3 separate regions of the Homo sapiens genome follow, and all the other regions are linked to region 1. A link is a contact called in ENCODE Hi-C data. All regions are on one chromosome and are shown on one strand. The core of a region is the stretch at or near the end of the contact, and the rest is flanking DNA. Distances in the headings are between cores, read along the strand shown. Region 1 holds the start of MED27 (mediator complex subunit 27). Region 2 holds the start of POMT1 (protein O-mannosyltransferase 1). Region 3 holds the start of UCK1 (uridine-cytidine kinase 1).

What was found. Hi-C counts contacts between places; a loop is a spot of excess contacts on that map. Pooled maps may share reads with other maps.
Region 2: a pooled map shows a loop between it and region 1 (10-fold over the local background). The contact joins the promoter of POMT1 here to the promoter of MED27 in region 1. A Hi-C loop is called at or near these places in 6 of 50 pooled maps.
Region 3: a map of CD4-positive, alpha-beta T cell shows a loop between it and region 1 (5-fold over the local background). The contact joins the promoter of UCK1 here to the promoter of MED27 in region 1. A Hi-C loop is called at or near these places in 1 of 168 maps with a recorded cell type or tissue (CD4-positive, alpha-beta T cell) and 9 of 50 pooled maps.

What each region holds. Positions count from the first base shown.
Region 1 is chr9:132,078,554-132,081,177 of GRCh38, forward strand. It overlaps MED27 (mediator complex subunit 27), which reads right to left and starts at 1,314. Exons shown (of 8, transcript NM_004269.4): 1 at 1,089-1,314. The coding sequence starts at 1,291. RefSeq lists an enhancer at 1,211-1,490.
Region 2 is chr9:131,501,588-131,504,211 of GRCh38, forward strand. POMT1 (protein O-mannosyltransferase 1) reads left to right here and starts at 1,331. Exons shown (of 20, transcript NM_001077365.2): 1 at 1,331-1,486; 2 at 2,602-2,624. RefSeq lists enhancers at 1,117-1,984, 1,985-2,624, 2,222-2,281 and silencers at 1,232-1,431, 1,502-1,651.
Region 3 is chr9:131,529,971-131,532,594 of GRCh38, forward strand. UCK1 (uridine-cytidine kinase 1) reads right to left here and starts at 1,293. Exons shown (of 7, transcript NM_031432.5): 1 at 1,097-1,293; 2 at 516-675. The coding sequence starts at 1,204. RefSeq lists an enhancer at 450-1,363 and silencers at 779-828, 1,029-1,388, 1,529-1,698.

The sequences.
Region 1 (2,624 bases), core at 64-2,563:
TGTGTGATTTACGGCAACTACTTAGGGGGAAAACAAAAAGGCACCCATCATTTGGCCACCTCCTCCTCCTCCTCCTCCATCCTACCTCCTCTTTCCATCTGGTTACTAAGGAGACCAAGTTGAAAAAACAAAAATCCAACCAGTCCAGAAATCAAAGGATGACTAGCTCACCAAATGCTTTCCCCTACTCAGGTCAGTTCTGAGAAGTAAAAGGCAAAAATCCTGAAATTCTAACCTTCCTGGGAAGGACTGACTCTCTTATAAAACAGAAGGCAAGTTCAGGACCTAAGCAATCAAGAAGTGCCTACTATGTGCCAGGCCCTTTACAAACATCCTCTCATTTAATTCTTACAACACTTAAAAAGTGTAAGTGAAGAAGGTACTTTGTAAGGAAGAGGAGGAAAAGTGGAATCCTTAACCCTAAAAGACTACAAATTAAGAAGCAGGGGCGTTAAGCATAAGTAATTAAACTGGTTAAGAGATTAGAGAGTAGGTCTCTACTGCGGAAGGAACTCCCACAGGAGTGGGAGTGAGGAAACTGATCAGGTGGTTTGGGAGCGGTTAGGGGAAAAGGTGAAGACAGCTCAAGGCCTGGCCGGTCCGTCGTGGTTGCGGGTGGGTGGTGGTGGAACTGATGAAGTCCAAGTTCAGGGCCGGGGAATTGGGGCTAATCAGATCGGGTGCACTTGGGTTTGGAGCCGACTGACCAGGTCCTGTCTGTACTATTACTACATTCGGATCAGACGTGATGGGGCACAGAGGGCCTACAGGTGAGAAACCTGCCAAGCTCAGAGAAGTGGAAGTTCATGGGAAAAGCATGCCTCCTTGTTAGGAATGGAACCGCCACAGAAGAGGTCGAGGATGGCGGAAGACAAACAGGACCAGGAGGCCAGGAGAAGCAAGACGAGAAAGCGGGGATGGTGTTAAGATGTCCCTGAGGGACAGGCAGAGGCTTGGAGAACAAGAAGAGAAAGAACAGGGATCAAGGGAAACGGAGAACAGCCCCTGCCTGGGAAGACTCGAGCGACGTAGGGGCAGGGTCGGAGCGGGGCCGGTCCCCGACCCCGGCCCCTTCAGCCGGTACCTACTTGAGGTCCCGGTTGACCGAATGTAAGTTGTCCTGGAAGTGCGCAATAAAGGCCTTCTCCCGGCCCTCCAGCGTCTCCTTGTTCCGCATCCCATCCTTCAGGCAGTCGAACACCCTGCTCACGCTGGAGCGCAGCGCCTGGATGGCACTAATGGCCTGGGAAAAGGCCTCCAGGTTCACACTGACATTTATCACGTCCGCCATGTTGCCGCCGCCACAGCAGCTCTCCAAAGCCGGCTTCGCAAGCAAAAAAGCCGCGCTCGCTGATGACGTATCTCCGAAGACCTCTGGGAAATGCAGTTCGCGCGGGGCTACCCAGAAAGCACTTTCGAAAAAGGGTTTCCCCTTGAGCTAAACTAATGCATGGGCAGGAAAGTGATTTTTCTCAACTTGGGGAAGTCAGGTTGCACTCCCGGTTTGCTTAATGGTGACAAAGAAATACAGAAAGTTCCCGCATTTCCCCAAACTTGCACTCTGGGGAATCATAGGGAAAAGAATTGCTCAGAGCAATAGTGTAAAAAGGAAAGGAACATAGCCCATTCAATAAAATGAGTCCATATTCATAAATAAAGCGGGGAGAAGGAAAGTTTCTTCTTTCCAATAGAATGCCAGCTCATAAATGCAGAAAGAGTGATGGAATTAGAAAATTGCCATTTGACAGCCATTAGAATAATTGATTCAGATAGAAATCGATGGATGCTAAAACTAGTGGGTGAAAGTGTCAGAAAAATAACAGGCTTTTTAGGTAATCTCAAAGTATCGTCCCCCAAGATGCTTATTAATTAAGAAGAGGAAAATAATGATCCAGAGATTCCACTTCTGGGCATATACCCAAAAGAAGCGAAAGCAGGGACTCAATACCTGTACACATGTTCATAACAGCATTATTCACCAAATAGCCAAAAGGCAGGGGAAACCCAAGTGTCCATAAACTGATGAATAAACAAAGTGTGATACTGGCATACAATGAAAAATTCTTCAGGCTTAAGCAAGAAAATTCTGACATATGCTACCTGGAGGAAACTTGAAGACATTATGCTAAGTGAAATAAGCCAGTCACAAAAAAACAAAATTCTGTGTGACTCCACTTATATGAGGTGTTTAGGGTAGTCAAAATGTTAGAGACAGAAAGTAGAATGGTGGCTGGTTTACAGTGAACACACACCTCTGAAAATAACATACATAGCATAGAGGTTGTGGAAGAAAGAGAAGGTTTGGGATTTAAATAAAACCAACAAAATGTTGGCCAAATCTGGCTTTATGGAAAAATTCAATGTCTCTTTGTCCTGTTGGCTATAGACAGGTTTCTGAAAATTTATTATCTTTTTACTAAAGGGAACCTGCCCAAGTCCTCATGTTCTTTCCTTAGAGGAGCTGGGGTTGCATAGCTTGGAGCAGAGAAGAGGAGAGCAGGAGGCAGATCATGATTGTGACCTTCAACTCACCTTCATGTCAACCCAAGACAAGAGTCCTCCTTGGTTAACTAGTGGCAATAACAATAACCAGTTGTAGGAAGGCTGTAGAGAGGAAGATTTCA
Region 2 (2,624 bases), core at 81-2,580, 580 kb before region 1:
TCTTGACCCTCAGCAGAGGGGGCTGGAGAGGCTGATGGATGAGGAGGAGCCCTGGGAATGGAGGAAGAAGCCTCCAGTCTTCTGCCACGGAGTTTAGGGGAGATGCCCCCACTGGAGCCTCTGATGGTCATGCAGCCCCCACTGATGTCCAGGTTTTTTTGGTTTTGTTTTTTGTTTTGAGACGGTCTCACTTTGTAGTCCAGGCTGGAGTGCAGTGGTGAGACCAAGGCTCACTGCAGCCTCGACCTCTCTGCCCCAAGTGATCTCCTGCCTCAGCCTCCCTTGTAGCTGGGACTGCAGGCAGACGCCAAGGGGCCCCGCTAATTTTTGTATTTTTTTGTAGAGACGGGGTCTCGCTGTGTTGCCCAGGCTCTCCTGGACTCAAGCGGGCTCACGGATCCTCCCACCTCGGCCACCCAAAGTGCTGGGGTTACAGGCGTGAGCCACCGCCCCCGGCCCTAGGTCCGTTTTAAATGCCCTTACCCTCAGCCACTTCACCGCTAGATGTATGTGCAAGCAGGATCGTGGCATCGATGTTTTTCGGCAAGGAAACTAGGAGCGCCCGCGGGCGTGGGGGCACGTGCCTGTGGTCTCAGCTGCTCTGGAGGCCGAGGAGGGAGGATCGCTTCGGGCAGAGAGGTCGAGGCTGCAGCAAGCCGTGGTCCTGCCACTGTACTCCAGCCTGGGCGACAGAGCGAGACCCCGTGTCTTAAAAAAAAAATTAAGGTCGGACGCAGTGGCTCACGCCTGTAATCCCAGCACTTTGGGAGGCCGAGGTGGGCGGATCACTTCAGGTCAGGAGTTCGAGACCAGCCTGGCCAACATGGTGAAACCCTGTCTCTACTACAAATACAAAAATTAACCGGGCGTGGTGGCGTGCGCCTTCAATCTCAGCTACTCGGGAGGCTGAGGCAGGAGAATCGCTTGAACCCGGGAAGCGGAGGTTGCGGTGAGCCGAGATCGCGCCATTGCACTCCAGCCTGGGCAACAAGAGCGAAACTCCGTCTCAAAAAAAAAGAAAAGAAAAGAAAAGAAAAAAACTAGGAGCAAACTGGCGCGCCCGGCAGAACGCCGTTGTGCAGACGCAGAATTAAGATCTTCACGCCAGATGGAGTGAAAAAGCAAGGAGCAGAAGATGGGTGGGAGCCCACTGCGCTTTTTAAAATCTGCACGTCTGCTTAGAGTACACAGAAATCCTGGCACACAAAACAGTAGCACCCGAGAGAGGGGAGGTCGCCGCGTTTCACACCTGCCTCTCCTCCGGGACCGGCGCCCTCGCCCGCTGCGCACGCGCGTCACCCTCTCCCAGTGCGCACGCGCGCTGCTGCCCGTCTGGCCCCGCAGGCTCGGTGAATCGAACGTTGAGCAGGGCGGTGGGTGGTGCGGAGTGCCGAGCGGCCTCACCCCCAACCGTCGGCCCAGTCGGACGGTTCCGAGGCGTTGCCGGGAGCCGGGCGCGGCTCTGTGTGGACTCGGAGAAACGCGGGTACATTTGGGGACACCGGGGACGAGAGCCCAGCCCGGACTTGGGGGAGTCCGTCAGTGCCGGACGCGGGTCCCTGGCTTGCGGACGGGCTGGGGCCGGGGGCGTCCCCGTCTTTCCGGAGCTGGGGGCGGGGTTCGGGCCCGGGCAGATGCGGCGTTCGGGCGGCCGAGCCCCGAAGTAAGAACTCCGTGGCGCGTGCAGCCCTAGGGAGGAAGGGCGTGCTGCGGGTGCAGTCTCAGGGTGAGGACGGAGCTGGGGCCGACGCAGCCTCGGGAGTTGGTGGACGGGACAGGTGCGGCCTGTGGGGAAGAAGGGCCGGCCAGGGAGATGCGGTCTGCAAGGGGAGAGGAGGCACTCCCAGGACAGATGGGACCTTTTGGGACGAAGGCGCTCAAGGCAGATGCAGCTCAGGGAGGGAAGGGCGCGTCCAGGGTAGATGGGGCCTGAGGAGACCAGCGGGGCGCCAACGGCCAGATGCGGCTTTGGTGTGAGACAGGGTGTCCCAGGCCTGATGCAGCCTCAAGAGAAGCGGAGCTCAAGGGAAGATGAAGCCTGGAGGAGAACGTGGGGGCGCAGGGTGCAAATGCACCCTCCAGGCGAGAAAGGGAGCACCCGGGGATGATGTGCCGCTGGGATAGAAGGCAGGGAGGCACTGGGGGCAGATGCATCCTTGAGGAGAGATGAGGAGGCCCCGAGGCTCGGCCAGGTTGGGGTCCCTGGGCTGTAAGCAGCTGAGATGGCACCCAGGAGCTGCCCAGGGTCAGGTAGCTGTGGCCGCACTGTGGGCTTCTGGTCGTCGGGGAGGGAGGGGAGAAACCCTGGCGTTCCTTAGCAGTGTTCTCGCGCCCAAGACGTGCTCGGCAGGTTTTGTGGAATGAGTTGTTGAAAGGAGTGAATGTCCAGTCCTGAGATCCCCTGAATTCCCACCCGAGTTCACTGCTAGTGCCCCTCACCCCACATGTCTACCTGAACCAAGGCTCCAGGAACTTCGGTCTTTCTCAGCAGCCCGGCTGTGCTGTGGTTCTCCTCGTGTGTCCGGGAGCCGGGTGGCTGGGGATCCCTTCTGTAGCCTCTCGTGAGCCCTCATGGACCACGGCTCCTCCCTTCTTTTCTAGGGCGTCTGCCTGAGCCCGCTTTT
Region 3 (2,624 bases), core at 43-2,542, 550 kb before region 1:
TGACCATGCCAGCCAGCCAGGGTGGAATCTTCTAGCAGTGGCAGGTGTCTCCCTGCCGCATCTGCCCGTTTACCTGGCCCGGAGCTTCAAGCCACCAGCACTAGTTTACCTACCGCCTCCCACACTGGCCTCTCTGAGGACTTTGCCCCAAAGCACGGGAGGGCACAGTGGGCAGAGGTGTGTGTGGAGGGCCCTAAAGGCCCCAACGTGGGAAGGGAAGATGGGAGGATTTCTCCAGGATCACAGTTGTGGCAGGGCAGGGCAGGGCTCCCCACAGTGCAACAGGCTTCCTGACTGGCTCCAACCACGCTCCTGGGGGGACACTCAGGGCCCAGAGAACTCAGCAAAGTTCCCCTGACTTCACTGTGCAGCCAACTCCACTGCAGGCTGCGTGGCGAGTTGGGGGAACAGCCCAAGCGGGTCTGCATCCATCCAACCTTGGGCCCAAGCGCAGCTGGTTAGCGGCCGCCCAGAATGGGGTCTGCCCTCCCCACATCGTTGGGCTCGCGATTTACCTGGATGGTCAAAATTGTACTGTCCTTTCAAGGCCTTGGCCTTCTGCTCTGCCGTCAGGACCTTGTAGAACCTGTCCTGGCTCAGGATGACCACCTTCCGCTGCCGCTGTTCCACCTCGTTCTGTCCCAGCAACTCCATGATCTTCTCACACACGGTCGACTGGAGACACAGAAGCGGGATTCCCGCCTGGAACCGCTCGTCCTGTGACAGGCACGGGGCCGGCTTCTGGAGACACTGACCCACCCGCCCCCTGGGGGGTATGCTCGGAAGGCGGGAGGACACCAACAGGTGTGGATGGTCTCAGCGGAAGGGCCGCGGGGGCCCAACGGGGTTAGCACGGACTTGGGGCTCCGAGGAGCCCGGCCGGCGGAGAGGCTGTGGGGGAGCCCCGAGGCCCAGCGCCCCAACCCCTCGCCCGCCCCAGCCCGCCCCGGCCCATCGCGGCCTGCAGCCCCTTCGCTCCCGCGCCCTGCCCCTGCCTGGCAGGGGGCCCCTCGGCCGGGGCTGGGGTCTCCTCTCTGGACCGGGCCGCCCGTAGGCACCGGCGAGAGGCGAGACCCCGGCCCGCTCGGCCCCTTACCTTCCCGCTGGCAGTGCCGCCGCTCACCCCTATCAGGAAGGGCCGCTGGTGCGGACGGTCGGCCTCCGGCGCGGGGCTCTCGCAGTCTTCGCCTCCCGCCGAAGCCATCTCGGCCTCCGCTCCCGCGCATCGGGTCCCCGCGCCCGCCCCTTCCCCAGGCCCGGCGCGCCCGCCCAGCGCCGAGGTCGGAGGCAACCGGAGCGATCACTTCCGGGAGGCGCGCGGGGCACGCCGGGAGTTGTAGTCCACCGGGGGGGGGGGGGCCGCGCATGCGTGAGGGTGCAGGGCCCGAGGCCGGCACACCAGGAGCGCCCGCGTCCCATTGCGCCGAAAGCTGGCTGGCAGGGACTGCTGCGCCCGGGCCTCGAGCCGGCTACAAGGTCTCAGACTCAAGTGGCCCGGAAGGTGCCCGTTCCGCACCCCGAGGCTGGGGCTGCGCCTTCGTCCGAGTGCTTGCCTCTGCCTCGCGCTGCCTCTGCGCCAGTCCCGGGCCCTCCCCCGGCCGCCCCCGGGCCTGGCCCCCTCCAGCCCAGGCTCCTCTTGGCCATCGAGGCCTCCGGACTGTCCGGACGCCTCCCACCCCACCCGCTGCTGGAGCCGTCGGGGCGCCCCGGAACGTGGCGGGGGCTGTCGCCTGATGACTTTAGGCTCGCGCCTACAGCGCGCCAAGGAGGCAGAGGCCCATGTGCCGGGTTCCATCCCTGCCGCCCCCCCGCTCCGTGCCTGGCACAGAGAACGTGACAGGCAAATTCTGATCCATTGAAATTATGGATTTCCAGCCGGGCGCGGTGGCTCACGCCTGTAATCCCAACACTTTTGGAGGCTGAGGCGGGTAGATCACGAGGTCAGGAGATCGAGACCATCCTGGCGAACACGGTGAAACCCCGCCTCTACTAAAAATGCAACAAATCAGCTGGGCGTGGTGGCGGGCGCCTGTAATCCCAGCTACTTGGGAGGCTGAGGCAGGAGAATCGCTTGAACCCGGGAGGTGGAGGTTGCAGTGAGCCGAGATGGTGCCACTGCACTCCAGCCTGGGCCACAGAGCAAGACTCCGTCTCAAAAATAAAAAAGAGAGAGAGATAGCTAAGGCTCGGGGCAGAGCATGCTTTTCATATACAAAACAGACAACCCCGGGCGGACGCGGTGGCTCACACCTGTAATCCCAGCACTTTGGGAGGCCGAGGCGGGTGGATCACGAGGTCAGGAGATCGAGACCATCCTGGCTAACATGGTGAAACCCCGTCTCTACTAAAAATACAAAAAATTAGCCGGGCATGGTGGCGGGCGCCTGTGGTCCCAGCTACTCGGGAGGCTGAGGCAGGAGAATGGTGTGAACCCGGGAGGTGGAGCTTGCAGTGAGCCAAGATCACGCTACTGCACTCCGGCCTGGGGGAAAGAGTGAGACTCTGTCTCAAAAAAAAAAAAAAAAAAAAAAAAGACCCCAAGTCTACAGCCCCAGCTACCTCCTTATCTAATTCTCGCCTTTGGAGGCAAGATTCTCCCTGCCCTAAGTCACCCAGGGCCAGGT